Linked DNA regions of Homo sapiens: region 1 is linked to region 2. A link is an interaction called in ENCODE POLR2A ChIA-PET data of the cell type or tissue named here. Cell type or tissue: Caco-2. All regions are shown on one strand. Each heading gives the region's core, and the rest is flanking DNA. Links, peaks and the distances in the headings are about the cores only.

Evidence for each region. Peaks named below come from ENCODE experiments on the same cell type or tissue, not always from the same donor. Only the 100,000 strongest peaks of a DNase experiment are listed, where the experiment ranks them.
Region 1: POLR2A ChIA-PET joins it to region 2 with 5 read pairs; 2 of 35 experiments call an interaction of 5 or more read pairs at or near these places.

The regions. Positions count from the first base shown.
Region 1 is chr6:3,500,609-3,506,773 of GRCh38, forward strand. No RefSeq gene overlaps it. Among named protein-coding and RNA genes, the nearest start is that of SLC22A23, 47 kb to the left of the region's middle. In Caco-2, for the core only: no CTCF peak of the experiment used is centred there; no DNase peak of the experiment used is centred there.
Region 2 is chr6:3,380,514-3,386,678 of GRCh38, forward strand. The region is part of intron 3 of SLC22A23 (solute carrier family 22 member 23); the gene reads right to left. Among named protein-coding and RNA genes, the nearest start is that of SLC22A23, 73 kb to the right of the region's middle. In Caco-2, for the core only: no CTCF peak of the experiment used is centred there; DNase peaks (open chromatin) are centred at 2,028 and 3,178.

The DNA of each region.
Region 1 (6,165 bases), core at 840-4,839, 120 kb after region 2:
ACTTTTCTCAATTCAGAGCTGTGAAAACATGTAAAATACAGAGCCTTAAAATTTTTTAAGTCATGTAAGCAAATTCTAAAATAGAAAACAGTAGAACAGGTTTGGTTCTGTGCTGGGTAGCCTGTTTCTAAACAGATCATGTGTTTTGAAAAAAAAAAATACTCCATAGAGATTTAAAAAAAACAAGTTGAAAGACACCCTGAGGGAACTCGGTGACTCAGACTGCAGACAAATAAATTACACCTTTGGTTCAGACTAATTCTGTGTGCGCTTCTAAAAAAAATATGCAAACAGATGTAAAGAGTTACTTAGGGTTTAATGGGTTTAATGTATTAATCACCATGTTGCAAAACCAGGATACTAAGCTAGCAAATTTAATTGTGGAAAGAGAATCCAATTGCAGTTTTCATTTATCAGGGAAATATTTACCTCCATTTCCATTGGATTTTTATTACACTAATGAATAGTTCTACTTCATTGAGACTTCTGTGTCACTAGAGAAATCAAAATGCTTAGTTTACTTTTCTTTTTTTTCTTTTTTTGAGACGGAGTCTCACTCTGTCGCCCAGGCTGGAGTGCAGAGGTGCGATCTCGGCTCACTGCAAGCTCCGCCTCCCGGGTTCACGCCATTCTCCTGCCTCGGCCTCCCGCGTAGCTGGGACTACAGGCGCCCGCCACCACGCCCGGCTAATTTTTTGTATTTTTAGTAGAGACGGGGTTTCACCGTGTTAGCCAGGATGGTCTCCATCTCCTGACCTCGTGATCCGCCCACCTTGGCCTCCCAAAGTGCTGGGATTACAGACGTGAGCCAACGTGCCCGGCCTACTTTTCACCATGGAATTGGAAAAGAAACATTTGGGAATCAGCTGGAAAAATGACAACTAGCCCAATGGGGAAAACCCACAGGGACTCAGCAGGTTTGTTCATGCTTCCTGTTTATGTGAAGGAGTCCCAGATCACCTCCAAAAGAAATCTGTTTTTAAAAAGGAAGGGGATCCAGTGGGGTATTCTCTGCCAGCCTCCAAAGTTATGGAGATGTGGTCAATGCCGATACAATATAAGCTTAGAATCACAGGGGCAGGAGAACAAGATCATTCTTAGTCAATTAAAAACGTATTCTCTAGATTACTAATCTTTGCTGGATTCCATGGAAGAAAACAATACTTTTCTGTGGCCTCAGAGAGCTTAGGTTTTCATCTGAGTTTACCTAGAAGATTCACCATCCTTGTAAGGGAACAGAAAGAGAGAAAGTAAAAAACAAAAGGATCTCAAGTCTGAGGTTTGACATGTGGTACTCACAGAACATTCCTTTCAGCAGCTGGTGGCCTATTCTTTCTATTGATTAAGAATGTGAAGTTTAAAAAAACAAAATATATCATTCCATTGTCCCCTGGCTTGCTAGTTTCTGATAAGCAGCCCCTTGCCTGAGACTTTGTTCCTCTGTTTAATTTTTTTTTTTATCCCCCTCTCTGTCTCTTTTTAACGATACTCTTCTTGTCACTGGTTTTCAGAAACTGGATTACAAAGTGCCCTGGTGAGGTTCTGTTTGTGTTTACACTATGCGCTTAGGCTGCTTGTTCAGTGCCTTTGATCTGTGGGTTTATAAAACTTGAAACGTTTTCAGCCAAAAAAAAAAAAAAAAGAAGAAGAAGAAGAAGAGCTTCAGGGTCAGCAAGACTCCAAATCAGGCTGAAAGCTGAGTTAGCAGTGGGATCTTAGAGAAGTTCCTCAAATGGTCTGAGTCTTGATTTTCTCATTGGTAAACTGGGGATAATAACACCAACCTTGCAGAGCAACTGTAAGGCCTAAATAAACCAGGTAAACGTGGCAAGACAGAATTCTGCAATATATTAGCCGAGTTTCTCCCCATATGCACGCTCCTTCCCAACCACAATTTCTATCACCTTTGCCCTCTGTTCTCTCAAAGTGTGTGTGGCCTTCGGGGAGGGATTTGTGGGGGATAGCTACAAAAGGGTTAACAGCTCAGCTCTTGAGCTCCAAGTAGGCTCTCCCCTTTCCTGTTCTTAAAAATGTTATTGATATGCAAATATAACACCATGCAAATATAAATACTATGCACAAATCTGAAGTGCACAGCTTGATTATGAAATATATGAATGTCTAAACTGAGAGGCCCACAGAATGCCCAACACGGTGGATGAGAAAGCACCCTCACTAAAACACACTGCTGAAATATTAAAACACTAATAACAAGACACGGTACTAAAGGCTTCCAGAGAGGAGAAGAAAAGTTCACATGCAAAGGCAAGAGAATTGGAATTTCATAGGGGCCTCTCAGAGCCATAATGGAAGCCAGAAATTCAGGGGGAAATGACTCTTATCTTACTAAATTATCCATCCAGAGAGAGGATGTCTCTCTTGTGAGGCATGATTTAAAAACATCTACTCTCATGTACCCTTTCTTCTGAGTTATTAGAGGAAAATAAAGCGGTATACCAAGAATGAGGAAGACAGGGGCTCCAGGGAACAGAGCATCCCAAAGCAGACAGAAGCACAGGCCACCTCTGGCAGAGGCATGTGGGGACCAGCACAATCTCAGTCTTCTCGGTAGGAGGACTGAAGGCTTAGGAGAGAAATATCCTGGAAAAAGATGGAATGGATCAGTTACCTGATGTGTTTGGTCATGTAGGTAGACAATAATATTCAGAAAGGTTTTATAATTCTGTTGAAGGATTAAGGAAGAATTAACAACAAACCAAGCAAACAAAAATGATTAGCTATCCAAATGATAACTATTAGTGTTACTAGATTATTAGATTCAGGGGAAAAATTAAAATTGTAAGTGAGGAATAAATGAAATCACAGTTCCTGACCATCATACTGTTAAGTGCAGACTATTGATCTAGTCAGTATTGGGAAGGTGGAGGAGGAGGGACTGCAGACTGAGGGGCTGAGAAGATGCAAGATACTAAATGCTCGTTTTCCATAGTAAGAAGTCATTGGATGATGTCTAAAATGGATAAATCAAGAAATAATATTTTAATAATATTATTTAGAATTAAGGCTGTAAATACTAGAATGGCAAAGAGTTAAAAGTGTCCGTTTTCATCACAAGGCTTGTGGTTCTCTTTGATTTTAATCATGTACATATATTTCTTTGATGATTTTAAAAAATAAGTTGTCGAGGAAAAGGAAATAGTCTTGAGAGAAAATGCTTTGGATTTGCAAGAGCATAAGCTTGAGAATCTAAAAAGGTTACCCTCTGAGGAGATAGCCATAAAGTTCATGCCATAAACAATGCATTAGAAAGAGAATCAATGGCTAGCAGCCTGATGCGCCTTTTGGATCTAGATCAATGTCTGAGACAAAGTCGGTGGAGAGGGAACCAGAGGGGTAGGTCCGGGTGTGGGTAGTGGGTGGACTCCACAGTGCCCCGCCTATCTTTCCACTTTGTAGACCAAGTTGCCTCTGGTGAGAAATGATAATTGAAGCCTCAGAAGAGTTTCAGAATTTGAGAGTCTGGGGGCCTTGTGTTTCATACCCCAGAAGTTGAATATCACAGCAAAAGGTACAGAGAAGACCTCTGCCCCTTGGTAGCAGCGGTGGGCACAAGATGGACATGTGGCCAGCGTACGGAGGGTCCCCAAGAACTCGCCTATCTCCCCTGGCCCCAAGAGGCACAGGAGAGCATTTGAACACTTCATTATCCCCTCTATTAGGTGGTTCCCAGTAGCCCCCAAATCCCATGTGACTTGAAACAATGAGGTTTTGTTTCTTGCTTCTGCTACATCTTGTGTCTGTTTCACATTGTCCTCATCCAAAGACCTAGGAAGCCAGAAAAGCCACTGCATACCCCAGACACAGGGAAAGGAAGGTGGAGGCTTACTCCTCGGTTCTCACAGGCTTCTACCTGGAAGTCACACACATACATTTCTCACCCCTTTGAAGTTAGGCGACCTTATGTCATGTTTTGGCTGATGAGATGTCTCTGCTAAAGATCTCATCAGCCCAAACATGACATAAGGTCGCCCAACTTCAAAGAGAAGTGTAATCTATGTACCCAGAAGAAGAGAGCTGGAAGTGAGCCTGAGTGAGAGCTGGTGAAGCTGTGTTCTGAGTTGGTTCCTGCTGGGGGGTTCGTGGTCTCGCTGACTTCAAGAATGGAGCTGCAGACCTTTGTGGTGTTACAGCTCTTAAAAATGGTAGGAACCCAGTGGTAGCAAGGTTTATTGCCAAGAGCGAAAAGACAAAGTTCCACAGCATGGAGGGTTATGCCAGCGGGTTGCCGCTGCTGGCTGGGGGGGAGGTGGGGGTTGGGAGAGGGGAGGGGGGGTTGGACACGGGGGGGTTGGGAGAGGGGAGGGGCGGGGCAGGGGGTGGCAAGTTTTATTCCCTTATTTGTCCCCTCCCGTGTTCCCTTTCTGTCCTGTCAGAGTGCCCTGCTTTCAATCCTCCCTGCGACTGGCTACTTTTAGGATCCTGCTGATTGGTGCGTTTTACAGAGCGCTGATTGGTGCATTTTACAGAGCAGTGATTAGTGTGTTTTACAGAGTGCTGATTGGTGCATTTTACAGAGCAGTGATTGGTGCATTTTACAGAGCACTGATTGGTGCATTTTACAATCCTCTTGCTAGCTACAGAGTAGAGTGCTGATTGGTGCGTTTTTACAGAGCACTGATTGGTGCATTTTACAATCCCCTGCTTGCTACAGAGAGTTCAATGGCATGTTTTACAATCCTAGTTACAGAGTGCTGATTGGTGTGTTTTACAATCCTCTTGTAAGACAGAAAAGTTCTCCTCACTCGACCCAGGAAGTCCAGCTGGCTTCATCTCTCAAAGCCACAGGCTCCTCCAGGCTGGGGAGAGGAAACAGAAGAACGCATAGGCTGCTGTGCAAGAGGATGCCAAGCCCTCACATTTCCTGGGAGATGCCAGTGGGGACTGATTCTAGCTCCCAAGGGTGAATCAGGAGAAGCACACCCCGGTGTGCATGGGAGCAGAGCGGGAGATGACCTCAACCAGACCCCTCTCCCAACAGCTGAATGCTGCCTGCACGTCACTCAGAACATCGACATGCGCTGGGAGAGAAGGAGTCAGCACTGGATTGGCTGCATTTCACGTGAAATGACTGTCTGGGGAGTCATTGCATTAACTTTTTTGCCTCTGAGCAGAATGGAGGCTTGAGGTAGAAATGAAATGCAGTTAAAGTGAAAATGTGGCCTTTTTGCACATTTGCGTTTTGTGCCCTGTGACACTAACCTGCTCTGTGTGTAAAACCCACAACGTAGTGGCTGGCAGGGAGAAAATGTCTTGTCTGGAGAGGTGGCCGCTAAGGCTGTTCTTCATTCCCTTTTCTACTCTAAAATTGGTTCTTGTCCCACAGCTTCCAGGCTGAGCACTCAAGATACAGTAGCCAGGTCTTTAGGGAGAGGAGATGGTGCTGGGAACATACTTCTATTGTTTGTGGCATAAAGCTGGAAAGCCCGGTGAGATGCAGTTGTCCACACCCTTGAAGCTTGGAGACCTGAGCACCCTCCTGCCCTGTGCTTTGTATCCATCACCTTGAAAAACACTTTAACCACTGACATTGCAAAAGTATCATGTGTTTGATCTCACACTCCCGAGTGAAAAAGTGATTCCTGCCTGTCTACTTTCTGAACACAGAAGGAGACATTAAGGAGTGGTGTCTCCCTTCAGGACATGGTGTGGACAACGCTGGTAGGAGGTGACCTCCAGAGGCCGAGTGACAAGAACACTGATGCAGAAGCTAGCTCTGGTCCTGTCTGCCACCGCCTGGAGGGGTGGCCCTAGGTAAACCCTGACTTCCTCTGGAGCTTGATTTGCTCATCTGCCACACCAGTGGCTTCGACTGATGGCCTCCCAAGGTCACTTCTGTTTTTAACATTTGGGTCATTTATGGCCACAGAGACCCAGGGAAAGGGAGGCAAAAGCAGAAGAGGAAACAGAAATGAGAGAGGAGAGAAGGGAAAGGAGAAACTGAAGAGAGAACAAGAAAGAGGAAAAACAGGAGAAGACAGAAGAAAAGCCAGTGCTGTATTTGTTGAGAATAAAGGACCTGCCTTGACTTTCTAAATCCTTAATGGAGGTTTATTAAATGCCAGAACCACGGCAGAGTGAAGAGGCCTAAGCAATGCATCTCAAAATAGAAGGTTCGGTATTTATTTGGAAGACAGTAATTTCATT
Region 2 (6,165 bases), core at 875-4,874:
AATCAATATGTACAAAGTCCTGTGAAACCGGACTCTATTTTGGAACTTCCTATTTACTCTCTACAAAACTCTATACACCCAAAGTCAACACTAACATCCTTTCATGCTAGTACTAACTCACATTAAGTTATTAAAAAAAAAAATCAAGCTATTAGCAAGGACGGGGAAAACTGCAGTGAGTTTGTGTATCAGCCACAAGCTGTGTTGCACTGAAGTAACAACTTTTTAAAATCTCAGAGGCTGAAAATGCCAACAGCTTATTTCTTATTCACAATACATGCCTATTGAGGGCTGGTGGGTCTCTGCTTGTCATTGTCACGTGGGGATGCAGGCTGACGGAGCAGCTACCATTGTGAATGCTGCTGGCCGGCATCCAGGAGGCCTAGCAGGTCTCTTACAGGTAACTGAATGCTCCAGCCCAGAAGTGACAGGTCACTTCCACTCGCAGCTCATTGGTCAGGACCAGTCACAGGAATCTGCCTAACCTCATGGGCATTTTGAAATCTCTTCAACTTTTTGAAACTGCTTCAGAGATGCCTCGTATGTGAAGGCACTGACACCACGTCCTGGGTGCTTTGTGTCCTTAGGGGAATGGCTGATGTCTCTAGGCCACTTTCTGTGTCTCCTTCATCAGAGCCCGAGAACCATCAAAAGGACTAACTGAAGTCCCTTCCCGTGGCTATCTCTCTGCCAGGCATGGGGACACCACATCTCCCCAGCCTGCTGGGGCCTCTCTGTGGGGAGGTGAGGAAGAGAAGCCTGCCTTAGTGAGGTCCATCTGCCCATTAACCACAGCACTGTAGTACAGTGGGGGCTCAGCCATCTTCAACTTTATACTCTGATCTTTTTGGGGACCTTTCCCTAGGACACCTTTTGTCTATTCTGCCATAGGTTGGGCAGGATCAACTAACTACAGGACAGCAGAATGGGGCTGACTGAGTAGCCTCAGTGGTGAGGCGTTTCAGGACCAGTCCCCAATAAAAATTAACAACAGCCAGGCTTAAAATATCAGCACAGCCACTGTGATAAACCATGTCGCAGAGAAGAGTGGGGACTCTCCAGCCAGACACGCTGTGCTCCCAATCCCAGCTCTACAGCCTTCCAGCCAAGCAAGCCTGGCCCAGCGCCCTGCCTTCTCTCTGCTCCATTTACCATCTGTGCGAGGGGGACAGTAGTGGAATTTATTTCTTACAGGCTTATGGTGAGAATGGAATCAGGAGAAAAGAGCTAGAACAATGCCTGGCAGTGCACAGTAAAGTCCCTAGTTCCTTTTCTTATCAGCATCCTCTTGGCCTCCCTCAGCCACGCTCCTTTCAGACTCATTTGCTGCCACCATGAGCAAGACACACCCCTCACAATGATTTTGTGAGACAGGCATGCACCCTGCTTAAAGAATGAGAAGACTATGAGTGACCCAGATTCCCATCTGTCTGCCCCAGGCCCATGCTCTTTCCCTGCAATGTTCCGCCTCACTTACCCTGATGTCACGATGACAAGGGGGTCCACTTTAACATAAGGGGAATAACTCAGTGGAGGTGGATCCTCCACTTGTACTTAGAGCTCTTCAAGGATGCTGCTCTGCTCTCTCAGTTCAACAAAGATAAGTCAATATTTTCTCCATGAGAATCTATTCTGCATGCTTGACAGAGTGACAGGGTTGAGCCACCAACTCTTAGTCCTCAGTATGCACAGCCAGCCAGGCTCAAGCCTCAGATGCTGGAGATGAATCAGGGAAGAAAGTGTCAGATGAAGGACAGTGAGGTGAATAGCTAAACTCTGTCCCAGCCTAAAATTCAAATCTCATGGTAGTATTTTTAGTTGTGGCTTTGTAACGTAGTTTACAATGCATAACATACTGACCCTTAAGATGCACTTACGCCCTAGTCTGAAAATTGCTACCTTTCTCCCTCAACTTTTATTTTGCCTCAAGGCCTTATGAGGTATCACAAGCTCAGCTTTATCCTTGCCTGTACTATTAATAGACTGGGCGAGTCCCCCTGGGCTCTGTGATCAAAGTTTCCCATCTCTGACCTAGTAGCAACATTGTCCTTCCTTCCAACCAGGTGAGTCATCTACGACAGAGGTTGGCAAACTATAGCCTGTGGGACAAATTTGGCCCACTGCCTGCTTTTGTTAATAAAGCTTTATTGTAACACCCATTTGTTTACATATCATCTATGGCTGCTTTATGTTATGGTGGCAGGATTAAGTAGCTGTGGCAAAAAACATATGGCCTGCAAAGCCTAAAATATTTGCCATCTGGGACATTACAGAAAAAGTTTGTTGAGTCCTAGTCTAGTATTATAGCAAGGGAAGGTGTAGGGAGGAAAGAGCTCTTGCCAAAGAAGGGCATTGCTGCTGATTACTGATGGAATGATGGAATGGTAAACTCACTCATTGTTTACAGACAGACTCTCAGACCAAAGGGTATGCACTTCATTTAACAAACATTTTCTTATGCCAGATCCTAAGACATAACAACGAGCAAGATAAACTCCTTTTGGAGACTAAAATTGTGTGTTAGGGTGAAGATGGGGGTGTAAGGGAAAGAGAAGGAATAGAGAGATGTATAAAAGCAATGACAGCCCAAATGATAGCAGCATATTCAGACAGCAGAGAAACAAACAAATGATAAAGCTATAAAGATCAACACAGGCGGCATCTCAGAAATAATGCTGAGTGAAAGATAACGTATGGAGGAACACACACGGTATGATTTGACTTATTAAAAATGCAAAACTAAATGATGTACTGTTTATGCATACTAACAGATGAGGTAAAATAATAAAGAAAAGGGAACAAATAACACAAAATTCTGGCTGGTTTTTTCTCTGAGGGTGGGGCTGGGGAGGGACACCCAGGGTGCCTGAAAGGCACCAAAGCCGGGTAGTGAGTACATGAACGTGCACGGTGTAGAATCCTTTATAGCTGACATATATCTTATTAGTATTTTTATATCTACTCCGTGGTTAAATAAAACCAAACCATGTTGAACACAGAGTCAGTGTGACGAGCGCTATGATTCTGTGACTAGGACAGTGGAGAGTGCTACAGGCACACGGAGGAGGGGCCTCTGACTCTGATGTGAGGGGTCAGAAGAAAATCCCTAGAAAAAGTGGCGCCAACCTTATCTGAGGACTTTATGAGCAAACTTCACCCTGAGAAAAAGTCACAGGAGAGTGTTCTGGCGAAAGTCCAGTGATGACACAGATTGCAAGGTTTTCAAGGAACTGATACCAGCTCAGCAAAACAGGCAGAGCAAGTGAGGTGGGGGCGGGCGACGGGGCTGAGAGGGCCCCCTGAGGTCCTACTATGCGCCTGACCAGCCACAGAAAGCCTTTATTCTAAAAGCAATGAGAGCCTTTGAAGGATTTATGGTATGGAGTAAAGTGACATGATCAGAGCTGCCTTTTTACAAGATTCTTCTGGCTGTGGCAACATCAGCTTCCTCTGGTACCCTAAAGTCCCTCAGGTTTCTGCTGGGTTGAGACCGGTGCCAGCTCCCGGATGTCCGCAGTAATGATGTACACCCCTATTACTTGAGAAGAACAAAAACGGTGCCAGGCCAAAATTGCATGAGGTGCTTCATTATCATAGCAGATGCTTATAGACTGCTACAAGCAGGAGAAAACATTTTTGTATAAATTGACTTTTAGTACATTGAATTAAATATTCATGCACCTGTAGGGCTGCAATTGTAAAGACATCTCACAGTGAATCTTTGCAAAGTGGTTGCTCCTTCTCTAAAGTAAACAATCTCCTATCATACGTCTGCTTTATAAAAATAGGTTTTAATCTCAGACTCATGTTAAATAAGCATTTCTGTCTAAGAATGTTTCTTAATCCTTTAAAAGTATAGATAAGTAAAAATTACGAATGCTGTAAATACTTTATAAATACTTCTAAATCATATCAGTGGGAAAATCACTTAAAAAACACATTTTCCTGGTGGCAAGAATAAACATGGAGGTAGATAATGATACAAAGAAAATAAATCACGGAACAGAGCTGCCTTTTGGTTTCATCATCACACTACCTAGTTTGAACTTGAACCTTAATTACCAAATAATTACCACATTCTTTTTGCTTGTTATTTCTATTTTTAAAAATGTCAATAAAAACTTTTATTCATTAATGCTTATGGTAAGTTAAGCCAGAACCTCACAGATAGCCTCCAAAGAACACAGTGATTTTAAAAGTCCCCCAAATCATATGATCCAGCATTTCTACTTCTGGGTATAGTCCTTCAAGAACTGAAAGCAGGAACTCAAAAACACACACATGTGTTCACAGCAGCAGTATTCACAATAGCGAGAATGTGGAAGCAACCTAAGTGTGAATGGGTGAACAAAATGTGGCCTATCCATACGATATAATACGATCCCGCCTTAAAAAGGAAGGGGATTCTCATATCTGCTGCAACATGTCTGAACATGGAGGACATTATGCTCAGTGGAATAAGCCAGTCACAGAAAAACAAATGCTGTATGAATCCATTTATATGAGGCACTAGTGTAGTGAAATCCATAGAGACAGAAAGGAGAACGGCGGTTACCAAGGGCTGGGGAGAGGAGGGAGAATGGGAATTTGTTGTTAAATGGGTGCACTTTCAGTTTGGGAAGATGAAAAGAGTTCTGGAGATGGATGGTGGTGAGGGGTGCCCTAGAGGGTGAATGAACTTAATGCCACTGAACCATACACTTAAATGGTTAAGATGGGCTGGGCACGGTGGCTCATGCCTGTAATCCCAGCACTTTGAGAGGCCAAGGTGGGTGGATCACTTGAGGCCAGGAGTTTGAGACCAGCCTGGCCAACACAGCAAAATCCTGTCTCTACTAAAAATACAAAAAAAATTAGCCGGGTGCGGTGGCCCATGGCTATAGTTCCAACTACTTGGGAGTCTGAGGCACAAGAAGTCCTTGAGTCTGGGAGGCAGAGGTTGCAGTGTGCAGAGATGGTGCCACTGCACTCTAGCCTGGGCGACAGAGCAGAACTCTGTCTCAAAAAACAAAAAAAAAGGTTAAGATGGTAAATTTTATGGTATGTGTATTTTACCATGATCAAACAGAAAGTTGTAAAACACAGGTGCCTTAGCTGAACCACACAACTGACAAGTTTACTAAAAATTAGCTTTGTCCCCTACTGTTGGAGCTAATTGTCTGAGTTCCCTTACAAGTCTGGGCTCCTTGGGGAAGTCCTCTGAAGTCACAGCCCATGCTCAGTGCCAGCCACTCCTGACCAGGGCTGCCCACAAACACATGTGCCTGCAACTGGCCCATATGAAAAACAAAAACTCCCTGTCCTCAAAACAAACAACATTCCTCAGAGAGCACTCTGTTACCAGGACAGAGAGACGTATTAGAGCTAGAATACTGCAAAGGGAAATGTGGTCATCTCATTTTTTTTCACAGTTCTTTTCCAAAAAGAACATCCACAGAATAGCCTATTAGGCTGCCAAGATACTGCAACAAACACCCAAGCCCCGCATTTGAGCAGGACGCTGCCAGATGTGACACATCTCACTCTAAATGATGCGGCTCTCAAATTCCCCATTCATGCCCATTCCTGTGGTCACTGATGAGGGGACTTCAATCGGCTTGAAGAACTCACACCTTTCCACACCCCTCCCGGGTGTCTCATTACCTGACGAGGTGGATTTATTAATGATCTGGGTTGACATTAGCTGGGAGCATCACAGGGAAGCCAGTGTGCCCTGACAGTGCACGGTTAGGGGTTTAGAAACCCAAGGCAGGGGAGGTAGGAAGGGGAGGCAGAAAAGGCTGCTCAGGGTGGCGGTGGCCCAAGCTGGAGGGCAGACAAGCCTCAGGCTGGAGAGCGAAGGAGAAGGGAGAGCACGCTTGCTCTGTGTACGCCACACGCACAACCAGCCCTGGGGTCCCTGGATGTGGCACCAGGAGTTGGTGCTTCTCTTTCCTCCTCAAGAAGTTGGCTTCTCTGGAAAGTGGGGGAGGGTCTGAATAAAGCAGCCAACAGGAGGCTCCGGGTTCTGAGGCAGCCTTGTTCTTCCAGACACAGAGGAGGCTGGCACTGCCAGGCTTGGAGGCTGCTTGCTCCTCAGTAGCCGTGCCAAGCGTGGCTGGGGACAGCCCGAGAGCTCAGAACGGCCTTCCAGGGCCAACCCTCTTGCTCTACAGATGAAAAGAG